2 separate regions of the Homo sapiens genome follow, and region 2 is linked to region 1. The links are chromatin loops, found by intact Hi-C in ENCODE. Cell type or tissue: A673. All regions are shown on one strand. Region 1 overlaps MCU (mitochondrial calcium uniporter). Region 2 overlaps P4HA1 (prolyl 4-hydroxylase subunit alpha 1).

Region 1 (5,000 bases):
TTGAACCTCTCCCCGACTCGCCCCCAATCGCGTTCCCTCCCTTCTTCGTTCTTAACAGCCCTGCCCCAAGGCTCCCTGAACGGAGCCAGATGGAAGTTGTCCCCTTTCCCTCCTCCTCCGGGCGGGTTGGGGAGTTCTGAGTTGCCGCGGCCGCCTTGTGTGTGCCAGGAGAGTGGCAGTGCCATGCTGCTGGGAGCTGCCCCGGAGAGCAGCCCAGGACCCCGGCGGGGCCGCCCCTCGTCCTCTCTCGTCCCCGAGGGGTCGGGCAGGAAGGAAAATCAAACTTTATTCCCCTCTGTGACTTCCTCTGTGTGTGTGCATGGGGAACCGGCTCCCTCGAGATGGATGCTGCATTGCTTCAGGAGGCAAGCTTCATCCTCTTGGGTCCTTAAAGGTGCTTTTGGGGGTCCTTTCGAGGGCTACTGTATAAGCGTGTTCACGCGTGCCTGAAGCGGGAAGGGTGGTCAGCAGGCACAGGAGAAGCGAATATGGTAAGTTGTTGACAGAGGCAGAGATTTGGTGGTTGTATTAACCAGTTGTTGCTGGGTTTCATTGGCTGGCAGAAAAAGAGGATTTCTGTTTGAACACTCTTGGGTGAGTGTGTGTGTGTGTGTGTGTGTGTGTGAGAGAGAGAGAGACAGAGTGTGAGAGAGATTTCTTTTTTCAATTGCAAGAGATGAATTTGGCATGGAGTTCTTAACCTAACAAGTCAGGAGGTTTCCTTCCCTTGGACTTTCTAGACCTATATGTGTTGGTCTCTGGCCAGCTCTGAGGGAAAGAATGTAGGTTTTATTTGCTGGGGCTGAGTTGTATAGTGTGATTATTGGAGGATCACTGCAAACAGCTTGATAGGAGAAACTACAATAGTACCTTCAACCCTCAATAAACACATCGCCTGCCTTGTTCTGATCATAACTCTTAAGAGGAAACTGAACTGGAGCTCTTCGGAGAGGATACTCCTAAGGCCAATGACAGCATCAAAATCGAGTGCCTGAAAGATCTATGAAAAGACCTAATGCTCTGCAAAAGCAAGGTTGTATTGTTATTATTAGTCATAGGTATGGACCCTATCCTCATTCTTGTGAGAAGATTGTACCTCTTTTTATTTGGCATACTGGCATATTGCTTTGCTGAAGCTTTTGGGTGACAGCCAAGAGCTTTTCCACAGTTCAATTTAATTTGCATGTTTCATAGCCTCTAGTTATGTGTTTTGTTCTCTTAAAAACATAAGGCCACCCCAAATTTTGATTGCATTCCCCTTTCCGTCGAACTACTTAAAGGCTTCCCAAGTTGTCCTTAAGTCCATATTTTGATAAGACATCTTCTGACTTTGCACAGTTTTTAAGACTGTTTGGGTGTGATATTCATTTAGCATTTTAAAAAATTTGTGCCTTGTATATTTTCCACTATGCAAATTTGTCAGGCTGTGAGTGTCTCCCTTGTGGGGATACTTCACGAAGGTGTTCTCTGTGCTATTCTAGGGTGGGTAAAAATGAAGTGCTGAATTTGTAACTGAAAGCACAATTAAAACGAAGTGTTATTTCTAAAGGGCAGGAATGTTATGGGAATGGTGACTTGTACATGAATTTAGAATTGTAAGATTTTGAAAAAAATTGAACCTGATTATTTAAAGTGTATAAACATTTTATTTTTCTACAATTCTTCTGAAGCCATCATGTATACAGCTGTTTCCATAGGATAGTCTGTGATTCTTTACAAGAAATTCCATTTAAAAGATATTGAGGCCCTAAAAAGAGAGAGACTTGGCCAAGGTTACGTTAGCTAATACGTAAGTTTTAGGACTCCCACTCATCTGAGATATTCTCACCTCTTATTGTGTTCTTTTCATTGTAAAGTGCAAATGCTCCTTTACATCTCTCTCCTCCCTTATAAAATTTACTATTGTCCATTATGAAAGTATTGCTATTTCAAAACCCCATGAATGGGAATTCTCCTGTAAGTAGGTGTTGATTTGAGTACATATATTAGGTGAATATGGGAGCAAACAACTTACCAGAAAGAATAGATGTTCTGGTAAAGGTCCCTGAGAGACACTAAGGTTGAATCTTGCTTGGGAGACATCCTGTGTATGTGCAGCAGATGGCAGTCTGCATTGGAATGGATCACAAGTCCAGTTTGTGCCACTTTTGTTCCGCTGTATGGTATGGTAAATTACAACCAGGGGGGCATAACCAGTTACAGCACTGCCTAATTTTTTAAGTGAGAAATTCATCTTTTCCAAGTTTCGAGAATGAGTCCAAAGCAATACAGTAGCTCAGCTAGTTGGTAAGTGCAATTATGAAGTTATAAACTTAGTTTGTCTCTTCCCCCTTCTCCATTAGTATGTCATTCAACTGAGTAAATAAGAGTAAAGGTACAGGGGCTTATTCAATATTTTTAGCACCATCTAGTGTAATTTTTTTCCTTCTCTCCGGCTTGTGACTGTAACCAAAACTGATGTAAAATGTTTGTTGCCTGCTTTTCTGTATGGTTAGTGAAGGTGGCTGCTATTTTTAAGTATGATTCTTCGAAGAGGAACTGCCTTTCATTGTGAGCTGTGTAATTCCATTGCTAAAACAAACTATTTCGTCTCTGATTATGACAGCCCCACTGTTGGCATTTTCTAGCAGTTAACGGCTATGCTGAATTACTACATCTTTTACTTAAGTCTGTCATTGTCCTGTTACAGTTTGTGGCTGACTTGCTCTACTTTACACATCACAGTTCTTTTGGCAATGACATTGTTTCAGCTTAACCTGAAAGTTTTAACAGGTTACACTGCCTGACACAGAGGCAGGTCCTAACTCTTTAATTGAGTTCCTCATAGTCTGGCCCAATCTTATTATGCCAGATTCATCCCAGCACAAATACTCTGTTGTACTTAAGCTAGTCTCTGCACTGTCCCATACATTCATACTAAACCTTTATGGATTTTTTGTAGCTGAATTTCAGCCTTTATCACCCCTAATCACTCCTCTAGCCTTTAAGGTTCATTTCAGGTTACAGACTGTGATGTACAATTCCTTTTGAATCTAACATTCGCACTTTACACATGAGGAAACCTAATAAACTGAGGAAAGTCACTTGTTAAGTTATGTTTGTGGTTATGAACAGACCAAGGATTAAAATTCCTTTACTTTTTTTTTTTTTTTTGATACAAGGTCTTGCTTTGTCACCCAGGCTGGAGTTCATTGACACTGTCACAGCTCACTGCAATCTTGAACTCCTGGGCTCAAGCTCTCCTCCCACCTCGGCCTCCCCAAGTAATGTGCACCACCATGCCCAGCTAATTAAAAAAATTTTTTTGGCTGGGTGCGGTGGCTCACACCTGTAATCCCAGCAACTAGGGAGGCTGAGGCGGGCAGATCAGGGGGTCAGGAGTTGGAGACCAGCCTGGCCAACATGGTGAAACCTCGTCTCTACTAAAAAGACAAAAATTAGCTGGGCATGGTGGCAGGCGCCTGTAGTCCCAGCTACTCGGGAGGCTGAGGCAGGAGAATCACTTGAAACTAGAAGGCGGAGGTTGTAGTGAGCCAAGATCATGCCACTGCACTCCAGCCTGGGCGAAAGAGCGAAACTCCGACTCAAAAAAAAAAAAAAAAAAAAAAAATTTTTTTTTTTTTTTTTTTTTGGTAGAGACAGGGTATTTCTACCAGGCTGGTCTTGAACTCCTGGACTCATCTTCCCAAAGAGCTAGTATTATATACGTAAGCCACTACGTCTGGCCAAAAATTCCTTTAAATGGAGATGGATTCAAGAATTCCTAGTGTGAAGATCTGGCCTAAAATTCCTTTAAATGGAGACAGATTCAATAATTCCTAGCGTGAAGATGATACTTTCAGGGATAATTTCTATAATTCGTTACTAGAAAAGTTTCTCTAAATGTGTAGAGAAAAAAACATTTCCTAGTTTGAATCTTGATTTGTGTAATTCCTGGCTCTTAACCCTTTTCTATTGTTGTCTTCTGTCCTCTCTGAATTCTGATGGGATTTATTATCTTTAGGACACAAATTGACACCGACATGATTTCTAAATGTTTTATTTGTGGGCATCTAATCTTAACTGGGGAGATAAAGCAATGATGTGTATCTTATTACCTTTGTGGCTCATAGACTCTAGCACAATGCTGGGTACATAGGTGACACTCAGACAAGCATTAGTTAGCTATGCACCCCTTTTTCTGCTTGCTAGGGAAAAGATATGCCCTTTATCTCCTCTCCCTATCCCCCTACCCCCAGTTTGGCTTGCTTAATAGCCTTCCTTAGGTAGCCACATTTGGAGAATTCCTTTAAGCTTAGTATTGCCAGTGCTGTCTTTGGTTGTATATTACACTTCTTTATGGTGGATTGATGGAAAGAGTTGGTACCATTGGATTAGCTCAGCAGTGGTCATTAGCTTTCTGACAATAGCCAGCAAAAGTATAATAATTACCCAGATTATTACAAGTATATGTTTGAATCAGATTCCACATTTGTTGGTTTATTCTATATTAAGATTTTGAGAGTTCTGGATAAATATGTTTAAGAACAGACTTCTTCTATTTATTTATGTATTTATTTTAGATGGAGTGTTGCTCTGTTGCCCAGGCTGGAGTGCAGTGGCGTGATCTCGGCTCACTGCAACTTCCACCTCCTGGGTTCAAGTGATTTTCCTGTCTCAGCCTCCCAAGTAGCTGGGCATATAGGCGTGTGCCACCATGCCTGGCTAATTTTTGTATTTTTTGTAGAGACTGGGTTTCGCCATGTTGGCCAAGCTGGTCTCGAACTCCTGGCCTCGGGTAACCCACCTGCCTCGGCCTCCCAAAATACTGAGATTACAGGCATGAGCCACTGCACCCAGGCCAGACTTCTATTTTTTTTTTTTTTTTTTTTTTTTTGAGACAGATTCTCGCTCTGTTGCCCAGGCTGGAGTGCAGTGGTGTAATCTCGGTTCACTGCAACCTCCGTCTCCCTGGTTCAAGCGATTCTCCTGCCTCAGCCTCCCAAGTAGCTGGGATTACA
Region 2 (5,000 bases), 370 kb after region 1:
ACAGTATTTATAGTATGCTTTTTTTTTTTTTTTTTTTTGAGACGAAGTCTCACTCTGTTGCCCAGGCTAAAAATGCAGTGGTGCGATGGCTCACTGCAACCTCCGTGCCCCGCCGGGTTCAAGAAATTCTCGTGCCTCACCCTCCTGAGTAGCTGGGATTACAGGTGCCCACCACCACGCTCAGCTAATTTTTGTATTTTTAGTAGGGATGGTGTTTCACCATATTGGCCAGGCTGGTCTCAAACTCCTGACCTCAGGTGATCCACCCACCTTGGCCTCTCAGAGTGCTGGGATTACAGGTGTGAGCCACCACGCCCAGCCAGTACGCTATCTTTTGTGTTTATGTTGAGAGAATATAGGAGTAGATATATATTTGCTTGTATTTTAAAAAACTGGAAATAGTAAAACTAACAAAATGGTCACATAGAAAAAGGAAGGGAATAGGTTGAAAAGTATAAGAATGAAAGTGAGACTTCTATTAATGTACCTTATTAGTCTAGTTTGGACTGTCAAAGAATTTAAAAGTTTTACATAATTAAAAACAATAAATTGGCTGGGCATGGCGGCTAGAGCCTGTAATCCTGACACTTCGGGAGGCCAAGGCAGGAAGATCTCCTGAGCCAGGGAGTTCAAGACAACCCCGGGCAAAATAATGAGACAATATATTTAAAAAAAAAAAAAAAAAAAAAAAAAAAAAAAAAAAAAGGCTGGGCGCAGTGGCTCACGCCTGTAATCCCAGCACTTTGGGAGGCCAAGGCAGGTGGATCATGAGGTCAGGAGATCGAGACCAACCTGGCTAACATGGTGAAACCCCATCTCTACTAAAAATACAAAAAATTAGCCGGGCATGGTGGCGGGCGCCTATAGTGCCAGCTACTCAGGAGGCTGAGACAGGAGAATGGCGTGAACCCGGGAGGCAGAGCTTGCAGTGAGCTGAGATCACGCCACTGCACTCCAGCCTGGGCGACAGAGCAAGACTCCATCTGAAAAAAATAATAATAAAATAAAAATAAATAAAATAAAAAATAAAAAAAAATAGCCAGGTATGGTGGTACTTGCATGCCTGTAGGCCTAACTATTTGGGAGGCTGTGACAGGAGGATCCCTTGAGCCCAGGAGTTCAAGGCTGCACTGAGCTATGATCATGCCACTGCACTCCAGGCCGGGCAACAGAACAAGATATTGTTTCTAAAACAAACAAATGAAAACAATGAATCAAAAGAAAAAACGAGGACAATCCCTAAAAATCTGAGGAAATGAAATAAATGAACTCAACTGTATAACATGTTAAGGGCATAGCCACAAAGAGAAATGAATTACCTCAGATGTCTTTAAAACAAGATTTTGACTGATCATATCTAGAGTGATATATTTTAAGGATATAAAGTACAAAAAAACCTGTATTCAGTAGTCTTAATGTTATTAATAGTATGAATAAAATAGTATGAGTTAATAGTATGAATAAAAGAATAATCATGTTAATATCCTTAGGAACCAAATTTTCAGAAGAAAAGAGATATAAATATAAACCCTGTGGTTTTCAATTTGAACAATATGAACTTACATATTTCCTGTCTCTGTTTATGACAAACTATATAGCAATAATCACCCCTAGAACCTAGCTAGACTCTGCTGCTTAAATGTCATCCCTGTTCAAAGCAATCAAGCCTTGCCAGGCAAGGAGTGGAAAACCTGTAGTCCCAGCTACTCAGAAGGCTGAAGCAGGAAGATCACTTGAGCCCAGGAGTTCCAGGCTGTAGTGCACCATGATCGCATCTGTGAATAGCCACTGCACTCCAGCCTGAGCAACATGGCAAGAACCTATCTCTTAAGGGGGGAAAAAGAAGGGCCAAGGCTCATTGAAGAAATGCCTAGTTCCTACTCTGGAATAGAAACCTGGAAAAAAAACTGTGCCAGAAAGCAAGGAAGTTTCCTCTCTATCAAAGAATAATAACACAGTCAATTCAAAAAAACAAGCCTATCTAAAGATGCTCCCCACTGGCCTAAAATGGGATAATCTGAGATCAAAGTAATACTGAATAGGCTGAAATACAAAAAAAAAATAATAATATCCATATTCATGATATGTCATGAAAATTACAGATCACTACTAAAAATGGTTAGGACACCAACTCATTACTCTGAAAACTGATAAAGAAGACTAATTATAGACTTACCCTGCCTTTCCTATATATAGTTCAGGGTAACCAAATGGTTCATGAAGGATGTTCCTGTTTATAGAATTCCAGTTAATAAAAGTAAAAGGAATAATGGAATGAAAAAAATCATCATTTTGTAACCCCTAATGAAATAGTGGTTCTAGGCAATGATCATCAAAGGCTGCCAAAACCAGTAGATAAAACTTAAGGAGAACTTTATATGGAGGGATCAGGCTCTCATCACCTGAACCTCACTCATCAATCAGCATCATAAAAAGTGGGACAGGACATTAGGTGTTGGTTCACGCAGTTCAAAAGAAAGTTCATAGCGCCACCTATGGAGTTAATTTTAAAATTTAACTCGAATCTAATCAAGCCACAAGCTCTAACCAGTGTGTAGGAAACATAGGCATTAAAGGAACATGTTAACCACCAAAGTAGTCAACTCCAGAATGTGGAACATTCCACATAACATATGACTAGGTTTCCCCAGCTAACCAATGTCATAAAGAGAAAGAAAAAAAAGGAAAAGGGAATAAAAGGGACTTAACAGACATAATTTAAAAAAATACAACTGTAAAACAACAACTTTGAGATCACCAGAGAAATAATATTGACTGGGTATTAAATTATATTAAGGAAATACTGTCGATTTGTTAAGCAGGGAGATAGTAAGTGGTTATGTTACTTTTTTAAAAAGACCAGCTGGGCGCAGGTGACTTATACCTATAGTCCCAGCTACTTGGGAGGCTAAGGCAGGAGGAACACTTGAGCCCAAGAGTTCAAGGCTGCAGTGAGCTATAATGGTACCACTGCACTCTAGCCTGAGCAATAAAGTGAGACCCTGTCTCTAAAAAAAAATTAAAAATAAATTACAAAGACCTACTTGAGGCCAGGAATTCAAGACCAGACTGGGCAACACAGCAATAGCACATCTCTGCAAAAAATTTAAAAATCAGCCAGGTGTGGTGGCACGCACCTATAGTCCCAGCTGTTCAGGAGGCTAAGGCAGCAGGATGGCTTGAGTCCAAAAGTTCAAGGCTGCAGTGAGCTATGATCATGCCAATGCACTCCAGCCTGGCTGATAGAGTGAAATCTTGCCTCAAAAAAATAAATTTTAATAAAGACCTGATCAGTTAGATATGCATGTTGAATTATTTATGGATAAAATGACATGATGTCTAGGATTTGCTCTTAAAATACTCCAACAAAAATGACAGAAAGAAAGGGTGGAAGGAGTAGATAAACCAAGAATGACAAAATGTTTAAAACGTCTGGAGCTTGGTGATGGCATAGGTTCATTATGTTATTACCTTTATTTTTGTGTATGTGTGACATTTGATATTTTCCATAATAAAAGAAATTTTATAAATAATGGAAAAAGGAGAAAGTCATGTCCTACAGGGCTCTTTTTATGCTGTTACACAGAAAATCACATAGTTCCCTTTCTGACACTATAAAAAAAAAATGACAGGTATGTGAAAAAACAACAACAAGCCTACACAAGAAAATATGACTTCTCCAACAACATTTCTCTCAGAATATACAGTTCTGAGACTAAGTCAATATTATACTAGTATAATATTGTATTTGACCAGAAACTACTGGTCAAAGACAGACTAGCCTACATTTTCTCTGATAAAACACATAAAACTGTATATATTTATTAAGTGTCCGATAACATCACAAAGAAAACTGGTAGAGAAACAAACACAACAGTGGTTTCTTTAATAAATTTTGATTGAATACACTTCAAAGAGTCACTAAAATGCCCAGAACCGGACTTAGCTATAACCTATCCAATGGTGGTCACATATGTTTTTAAAAAGATGCTAACAGAAAAGGCATTTATGAGAAATAAATCAAAAGGAAGTAAAGTTATGGGCACGTTTTGCTAGTGATCAGACATTTGCAGACTACAGAAAAGCATGCCCTGGTCTGACAATGAGCTGTTGAATTCCAGTATCAAACAGAGTCCAAGCTTGGAGGTGTATGCACTGGAGGATCACATGACCCAATATAATCAAATATTCAAATCATACAATCATCTCCATTCACTTTTTTTTTCTGGCCCCATTAGTCACTTACAGGCAGTAACTGATTATCAGTATACTCCTAAAATGAAGATGAAGACCCACGTTTTGATGTTTTTCCCTTAAATAATTCTCTATCCCGCCTTCCACTCTAGGAAAGGATACTATCTTAGTGCATTTATGCTCCCATAACAAAATACCAAGGACTGGATAATTTATAAAAAAACAAATTTATTTTCTCACAGTTCTAGAGGCTGGGTAGTCCAAGATTCAAAGCACCAGCGGGTTCAATTGTCTAGTGAGGGCTGCTCTCCACTTCCAAGATGGCACCTTGTTGCTGCATCCTCCAGAGGGGAAGAATGCTATGTCCTCACATGGTGAAGGCTGAAGGGCAAGAGAGCTAGTGGCTGCATAAAGCCTCTTTCATAAGGGCCTTAAATCCCATTCCTGTAGGCCCCACCTCTTAATACCATCACACTGGCCATGAAGTTTCACCACCTAAATTTTGGATGGACATAGTCCAACAACAGCAGATGCTAAGAAACTAACTTCTTAATAGTTTAACATGAGTTAGTTCCAGAAACTAAAGATGCATATTAAATTTTGACAATGCTATTATTTTTTCGGTTACGAGAACTAGTAAACTGAGAAGATGAGCTCATAATGCAGCAATTATAAATGTTTCTCTTAGGGACATGCAAAACACATAAGATGACAGTATGCCATTAATCCACGCAGATAGCACCAATAATTTTTTTTACATGACTTGATATTCTGGCAACATTATTTGAACATGCATGGCAGAGATA

The links. Peaks named below come from ENCODE experiments on the same cell type or tissue, not always from the same donor. Only the 100,000 strongest peaks of a DNase experiment are listed, where the experiment ranks them.
Region 2: a loop joins it to region 1, with 3 times the contacts of the local background. A loop is called at or near these places in 9 of 110 quality-filtered maps.

The regions. Positions count from the first base shown.
Region 1 is chr10:72,692,576-72,697,575 of GRCh38, forward strand. All of the region lies in intron 1 of MCU (mitochondrial calcium uniporter), which reads left to right. Among named protein-coding and RNA genes, the nearest start is that of MCU, 2.9 kb to the left of the region's middle. RefSeq lists silencers at 1-45, 66-155 and an enhancer at 916-1,005. In A673, a CTCF peak has its summit at 2,079 (motif pointing right); no DNase peak of the experiment used is centred here; H3K4me3 peaks cover 1,169 bases; H3K27ac peaks cover 339 bases.
Region 2 is chr10:73,058,757-73,063,756 of GRCh38, forward strand. All of the region lies in intron 5 of P4HA1 (prolyl 4-hydroxylase subunit alpha 1), which reads right to left. Among named protein-coding and RNA genes, the nearest start is that of P4HA1, 36 kb to the right of the region's middle. In A673, a CTCF peak has its summit at 2,481; a DNase peak (open chromatin) is centred at 2,495.